Linked DNA regions of Homo sapiens: region 2 is linked to region 1. Evidence: chromatin contacts called from ENCODE Hi-C or POLR2A ChIA-PET data. All regions are on one chromosome and are shown on one strand. Each heading gives the region's core, a stretch centred on a gene start or an enhancer-like site at or near the end of the contact. The rest is flanking DNA. Distances are from core to core; before and after follow the strand shown. Region 1 holds the start of MAFK (MAF bZIP transcription factor K). Region 2 overlaps LFNG (LFNG O-fucosylpeptide 3-beta-N-acetylglucosaminyltransferase).

Region 1 (3,540 bases), core at 604-3,103:
GGTGGCAGGCATCTGTAGTCCCAGCTACTCAGGAGGCTGAGGCAGAAGAATTGTTTAAATCTGGGAGGCGGAGCTTGCAGTGATCCGAGATCGTGCTACTGCACTCCAGCCTGGCAACAGAGTGAGACTCCATCTCAAAACAGCAACAAGAACAAAAACAAAATTTAACCAGACGTGGTGGTGGGCACCTGTGATCCCAGCTACTCGAGGGGGCTGAGGCAGGAGAATCACTTGAACCTGGGAGGCGGAGGCTGCAGTGAGCCGAGATGGTGCCACTGCACTCCAGCCTGGACGACAGAGTGAGACTCCATCTCAGAAATAAATAAATACAAATTAAAAAATTAAAGAGATAATAAAAGTGTGTGATTAGTAACAAAAGCCTGCTATGGAAAGAATGCATTTGGGTTAGAGGAGCGACACCATGAGTAACGTAAAGAGTCCCGCGGAGATGGCCACAGCTTCTCTGGAGGCTCCCAGCGCATCCCAGGACCCCGAGTGCAGAGTGTGGGCCAGGACAAGGGAAGCACCTTTCCCATCCCCGGGGGATGTCTTTCTGCAAACATCCTGGGGACGTGGGACATTGTCGCTACTGCTGCTGTTGAGTTATTTCTTGGCACCTGTTTCTGCGGCCAGGTTGCAGGCATCACTGTGGCTAGCTGCCCCAGACGGCCGTGTGGGCCTTAGCAAGGAGGGGCCTCCCAGGTGGCCAGTGCAGAACCCGCAAGTGGGGGGGAGAGATGGCCCGGGAGGCTGCCCCCGCGCTCCACAGCAAGAGGCCACTGGGCTGCTGCCTAAATCCCCAGCCACATGGTGGTAAGGACGACACCCAGAAGATGCACAGACCTCCCTGCACTGGCTCCTGAGTCCCACCTGAGCCGAGAAAACAGGCTCCCGGGTCCCACCTGAGCTGAGAAAACAGGCTTCCCAGAACCCCGGGCAGATGCCATGGGTGTCCTGGGGGGCCCTCGGTTGCCCAGGCCTGAAACTCCTCTTCCTGCAGCGCTCAGAGGGGGGCGGGACTTGGGGACCCAGAAGCGTGGCAAGGGGCTCCAGACGGATCCCCTCTCCAGCCTGTCCTCCACCTGTGACAGGAAGCAGAGGCAGCTCCCTCAGGGGCCCGCCCCCACCTGAGGATCCCTCACAGGACTCCTTGGGCCAGTGGTGCCCTAACCCCATCCTGGGCCTGCTGTGTCCCCTGGCAACCACCAGCTGGGGCTTTAGAAGGGGGCTGGCCCCACCCACAGAGGCTGTGATCACTAGCCGCTTATCCCCATTTTTACATTGCTGGTTTGCTTGTTTTGTTTTTTTGAGACAGGGTCTCACCTTGTCACCCAGGCTAGAGTGCAGTGATGAAATCATGGCAGCCTCCACCTTCCAGGTTCAAGCCATCCTCCTGCCTCAGCCTCCTGAATATCTGGGGCCGCAGGCACATACCACCACGCCCGACTAATTTTTGTAATTTTTTTGTAGAGATGGGGGTCTCACTGTGTTGTCCAGGCTGGTCTGGAACTCCTGGGCTCAAGCGATCCTCCTGCTTTGGCCTCCCAAAGTGCTGGGATTACAGGCATGAGCCACCGTTCCCAGCTGGCCTTAATGTTTTTTATGTTTATAGAGACAGAGAATGGGGGAAGGGAGGTTTCGCTATGTTGCCCAGGCTGGTCTTGAACTCCCGGCCTCCAGAGATCTTCCCGCAGGGCCTCCCAAAGCGCGGGGATTGCAGGTGCGCGCGGGGCCAGCGGCCCCCCGGGCGGGAGAGGAGGGCGTGGCCGGGGGGCGTGGCCGCGGGGCGGGGAGGGGGCGTGGCCCGGGGGGCAGGGCGGTGTGACGCGCGCGCCGCGGATCCCGGAAGCGGTGTCAGATGCTGGGGAGCCGGGCGGGCGGGTGCGGTGGCGGCGGGCGGCGCGGGGGCACTTGTTGTTCTTCGCGAAGTCGGAGCCCGAGCGCCAGGCGGCGGCGGCGGCCGAGGGGAGCGCGACAGTGAGCGCCGGCGCGAGGACAGCGCGTGCCCGCGAGGAGCCGCCGCGCGCCCGCGCCCTCCGCGCGACGCCAGGTGAGGGGCGGTGGGGCAGCGGGGCCCGGGCCGCGGCGGGGACGGGGACCGGGGCGCGGGGCCGGGGCTACCTGGCCGCTGAGTCACGGCCGCCTGGGGGCGCGGGCCGAGGGTGGCGGGGTTGGGTGCGCGGGGCCCGAGACCCTCATGCGGCCCGCGGCGCGGCCCGGGCACCTGCCCAGGTGGGCCCCGCCCCGCAGGCCCGGGGGCTTCCCCGGGACGCGAGGCTCTCTCCCCTGCACGTGCCGCCCGGGCCATGCTTGCCGCGCCGGGGGCCCCAGGGCGCGGACCCCAGACCTGGGAGGACGAGGATCCACGCGGGTCGGCGGCGCGCATCGGGCCCGCGCCTTCACACCTGCGGGGGGCGGGGCGGGGCGGGCGCCACGTGCGGGCGGTGCGGGGAGGGCGCGGGCGCGTGGATTCTCCGCGGCTTCCGCCCCAGCGTGGCTTCCGCGTGCGGCCCCGGACTGCCCCCCGCGCTTCCTCCCGGTGACGGGCGGCGCTCTGGCCCAGTGGCTGGGGTCACGCGTGCCCGGGAACGGGGTGGGGGTAACCGGGTCTCCCCACAGGCGGGATCCTGGGACTGGTGTCGCTCTCAGCCGCCCACCTGCCAGGGTTGCTGGAAGGAAGGCCGTGGGGAGGCGGGAGGGGGGCAGGTGACAGTGGCCCCAAGGCTCGTCCCTTTGCTCACGTGTGGGGCAGGGGCTCCGGCCTCTTCCCGCTCCCACTGCGTGAGTTCTTCTGTGCCTCTGTCAAGTTCAGGAAACTGTGTATGTGCCCGTGACTGTGTGTGTCTGCGTCTGCACAGCCTCTAGATCCTGGGGGGTGGGACCAGGCGCCACCGAGAAACCCAGAAAGCCAGGACCCCGCCTGGCCTTGGCCCTTGACCTGGGTCCGCCTGGGACACAGCAGTGGCCCTGCACTGCATTCTCGCGCTCACACCGTGTGTGTCCGTGTTCGCGGGGCCTCCCGTGTCCCTCTCCTGGTGTCCTGCGTCCCTGAGCATGCTGTTTTCTTGCTTCTTAAGTAGCTCTTGTAGCTGAGGCAGAAATTAGATCCACTCACCATTCATTCACCAGGTGACCCACAGGCAGCCAGCCAATCTCTGGCCAGGTGCCTGGCCTTGGGAAGATCCTGAGACTCAAAACGCCCCCCACCGCCCCCCATCGTGGTCTAGGGGATATCTGTGTGGTTCGGCTCTGGCAGCGCCCTTCCCACCCCTCTGATTCTCCAGGGTGGGCTGCCAGGTCTCTTTACTGGCACTGAGGTTTCACCGTCACGGTGTGTTGTTGTAAGGGGTTCTCCAACACAGAGTGGGGTGCCCTATGCAGCTTCTCCAAACCCAATGTCTTCAGGGACATGGAGCATTAAAAGAGCCGTGGGCGGGGTCTGGAGAACATAGGTGGGCTGTGCAGGTGTCTGGGACACACCTACACCCTATTTGGGCGTCCAGTGCCATTTATGAGAACATCTCCCTTTCTTAGGTAACC
Region 2 (3,419 bases), core at 822-3,321, 1.0 Mb after region 1:
TTGTTTTTCTCTTTGCAAAGACATAGCTAGGAAAGCGAATGATAAGGGAAAAGTTCTCAGGGAATTGAAGTGTTGTTGCTATGGTGACGTCCTTTTGCTGTGAATAAAGGTGCTCTTTGCAGCAATCCTGGGGGTCCTGGTCTTGGCTGGAGGTGGGGCCTAAGCCCCAGGGCAGCCAGGGTCAGGAGAGGCACACAGGTGAAGGGGAGGCTTGGCCTTGGGTGCACCGCATGGAGCAGGTAGATAGGAAACGCTTAGAGACAACTATTTTGGAACGAAACCTGGCGTCACTATAGCTGCCTGCTGGTGACTACAGGTGCGGCCCACCCAGGGTCAGGGTGGTCGCTGGAGCGTGAGCCCTGTGCTTCCAGGAGGAACAGGTCTAGGATGCTGGGGGCTCTAGGTCCCAGCCAAAAGCACAACCCCAAGGCTCTGGCCTGGTCTGGCCACTGGGGAGCCCAGCCCCTGCAGGAGGGACAGTGACTCCTGTGACCGGGCCTGGGGCCTCCTTATCCAACTTCACTCCTGCCACGAGCTCACAGAGTCCACATCATCGCCTCACTTTGCAGGTGGGGAAACTGAGGCACGGAGCAGCTGATGCCCAAGGTCCAGCAGCCATGCTGGTGGGCTGGGGAGGCGCTCAGACTCCAAGCCAGGCAGGCCGTGGGTCCGGCCGCCCCACAGCTGGTAATGCTGCACCTCCCTCTCCTGTGATGTGGCCCCAGGCCCCGACCCCGCTCAGGGGTGGTGGGAAGAGTCCTGGAGAGCAGGAGCAGTGCCGGAGCCCCCACTGCAGCTGGTCCCAGCCCCTGCAGAGATCCAGACGCTTGTTTTTTAAATACAGCAGCTCTGCGGTGCTTTTCCTTCCTCAAATCCAGCCTTTGAGGGTGACTGAGTAGGGGACGGGTGCTGCAGCCTCTGCGGGGATTCCCTCCCCTCACCCTCCTGGCAGCCCCGGGGCGGCTCACTTCCTCTTCACCATGAGCCCCCACCCCTTCCCTGGGGCTTACACCCTTGGCCTGGCACTGCCCTGGCCGCGCCCCTTGCAAGTTCCTGCTCTGGCCTGACCCTGCTTCCCCCGACCCCAGGGCTCCAGGTCCCCCTCCTGGTGCCTCTGCACCCCCCACTCTGCTCCAAGGAGACGACACACTGTGAAAAGTGCCTCTCTATGGGGGGGTGCCTTGCCCTCCCCCGTCGCTGCCCCCTCCAGAAGAGTGCTGACGTGCTGAATGGGCCTGCAGAGACCCCCTTACTCTAAGCCTGGCTGGGGGCTACCCTGGCCTTGGGGGCGGCTGGCAGGGCTGTGACCCCACCTTGGCCTTGGACGGTCCTGAGTCAGCAGAGCAGCTGCCTGGGGGGTGTGGACAGTGATGGGGATGGCGGGAGGATGGAGGGCCCTCACCGTCACGTGGCCTGACCCCCGTCTGGGTGGCTGTGGTCCTCCCTGAGCACCCACCATGTGCCCACCCACTTCTCATAGGACGGCATAGGCCCCTCTTCTGAACGAGGAAGCTGAGACTCTGGGGTGGGGCGGGGGGGTCGTGACGGAACAGGCTGCGGGCAGAGGCTGCTGGCCTCCTTCCTGCCCGGCTGACTCAGAGGCTTGGGGCCTTCTGCCCTGGCCCCGACGCTGTCCCCGCCTGCAGCTGGCATCGCCTCCCCACAGAGCTGGTGGGGCCCCGGGGGCAGAGGTGTGGCTGGACCCAGGGGTCGGACAGACCCATGGATACAGCTGTGGGGGCCCTGCCAGGGCTTGGGGAGTCCCCATTAATGTTCATATGTCCCTGTGTGTGGAGCGGGGTGGGAGTGGGGGCTAAGTGGGCATCGGGGAGAGCAGAGGAGCAAGAAGTGGGGTGGGGAGGAAGCCCGGCTCCTCCCGAGGCCTCGACCTCTCCATCTGACAAATGGGAACAAAGGTAAATGCAGTCCCCGGGTGCTGGAGGTCAGGGGGTGTTTTGGAAGGTGCACAGGACAGCGCATCTGGCCCCTTCCTCTTCCAAGCTGAGGGAGGGACGTTTCTCTGCCCTCAAAAGGGGAAGCAGGCCCAGCAGTGTCTTAGGGGAATGAGGCAGCCTGACCTCTTCCATCCACCGCCCCCCCACCCCCCAGAAGGTGACTCACCCGGCAGGGGAGGTGAAGTCATTCCTCCCCCAGGTACATTCTGGGGACAGCTGTGTCCCACCCACCAGTGGTGCCATCACATCAGATTAGAGGTCTGGTCAGAAAGGGGCCTGGCTGGTCCCTGGGGCTCCATGTCCCCCCAGTCTAGCCCAGCCAGGCCCCCTTTCCCAAACTTCTGATCATTAATGGGGCTTTCAAAACAAGTAAAACTGCAACCACAGGGGCTGCAGGGCGCTCAGCGAGGGTGGCAGACCTCAGCCGCCACCCCTGCTTCCGTTCTGCCAGGCGAGTGCCTGGGGAGCCCCAAGGCTGCTTGGGGTCTGGGAGGGGCTGCTAGGGTGGGGCGCCTCCCCACTCAGTTGAAAGGAACTTCCCTTCCACTGGGGCCATCAGGGCCAACTTCCTGGAAGAGGTGCCTCTGAGCTGAAGCAGGAAGGCTTTGTCAAGATGGAGTAGGGAGAGAAGGGGCCTTCCAGGTCTCAGCACAGCCTGGGCAAAGGTGCAGAGGTGGGATCCACTGGGAGGACTGGAAGCCTGGGAAGGAGGGCAGGCAATGCAGTTGGGTCTCTTGATCCCCCCTCCCCAATCACAGACAACTAGGGCTCTCCACAGGCTCAGAGGGGCCAGGGCCAGGCTGCTATGTGACTTCAGCCATTCTTGCCGGGTGGGCCTGGGGTCAGAGGGAAAGCAGGGACCAGGGCCAGATCCATCTTCGAGTCTGTCAGAACAATGGGCAAGTCTTGTTCCCTGCTGGGTCCATGTGCCCACACAGCCTCAGCCTTCTTAGATATTCTGCAGGGTGACCCCCTGCTTCTGAGCCCAGAATTGGACACACAGGAAGGCCCTTGGGGCCAGGCGTGGTGGCTCACAGCCGGGCTGTGCCCTCTGCCTGGAGCCGCAGCCTGGATGCCTCCCACCCCACATTTAGGCTTCAGGCCCCACAGCTGCCTCTTCCCAGAACCCTCCCGGCACGCACTTCGGCGACTCTTACAAGTACCTGTTCAGCGTCAGCCTTCGCCCAGGAGTGCAGGCTGGGGACGAGGGCAGTGGCCACCTCTGCCGGTCCTGTCAGCACCTAGTGCAATGTCCAGCCCACCGTGGGCACTCAACGCAGGCGGCTGTGCTGCCGCAGGTCACAGCACCAATCAGACACCCCCATCCCCACACACACCCTGCACCGGCCCACGCGGCCATCACACTCGGAGCACACGCGCTCCGATGTGGCTGCACTGTTGGCACACGCACAGGCGCGCACGTGGGCGCATACACGCCGGGGCGCCCTGACCTCCCCGCACGCC

What was found. Hi-C counts contacts between places; a loop is a spot of excess contacts on that map. ChIA-PET counts read pairs that join two places held with the same protein, here RNA polymerase II (POLR2A). Pooled maps may share reads with other maps.
Region 2: a map of PC-9 shows a loop between it and region 1 (5-fold over the local background). The contact joins the enhancer-like site here to the promoter of MAFK in region 1. A Hi-C loop is called at or near these places in 2 of 168 maps with a recorded cell type or tissue (CD14-positive monocyte and PC-9) and 5 of 50 pooled maps. POLR2A ChIA-PET finds 5 or more read pairs at or near these places in 2 of 52 experiments (H1 and WTC11).

Annotation. Positions count from the first base shown.
Region 1 is chr7:1,528,849-1,532,388 of GRCh38, forward strand. MAFK (MAF bZIP transcription factor K) reads left to right here and starts at 1,854. Exons shown (of 3, transcript NM_002360.4): 1 at 1,854-2,050. RefSeq lists silencers at 1,684-1,953, 2,444-2,573.
Region 2 is chr7:2,528,305-2,531,723 of GRCh38, forward strand. It overlaps LFNG (LFNG O-fucosylpeptide 3-beta-N-acetylglucosaminyltransferase), which reads left to right. Exons shown (of 8, transcript NM_001040167.2): 8 at 1-125. Among named protein-coding and RNA genes, the nearest start is that of MIR4648, 2.9 kb to the left of the region's middle. RefSeq lists enhancers at 65-1,039, 1,040-2,013, 2,445-2,594, 2,989-3,419 and silencers at 1,045-1,104, 1,625-1,724. Within about 2 kb of position 2,072, at least 23 of the 41 ENCODE cell types and tissues checked have a DNase peak (open chromatin) inside an H3K27ac peak, as active enhancers do; they include CD14-positive monocyte and PC-9, where a contact is called at or near this core.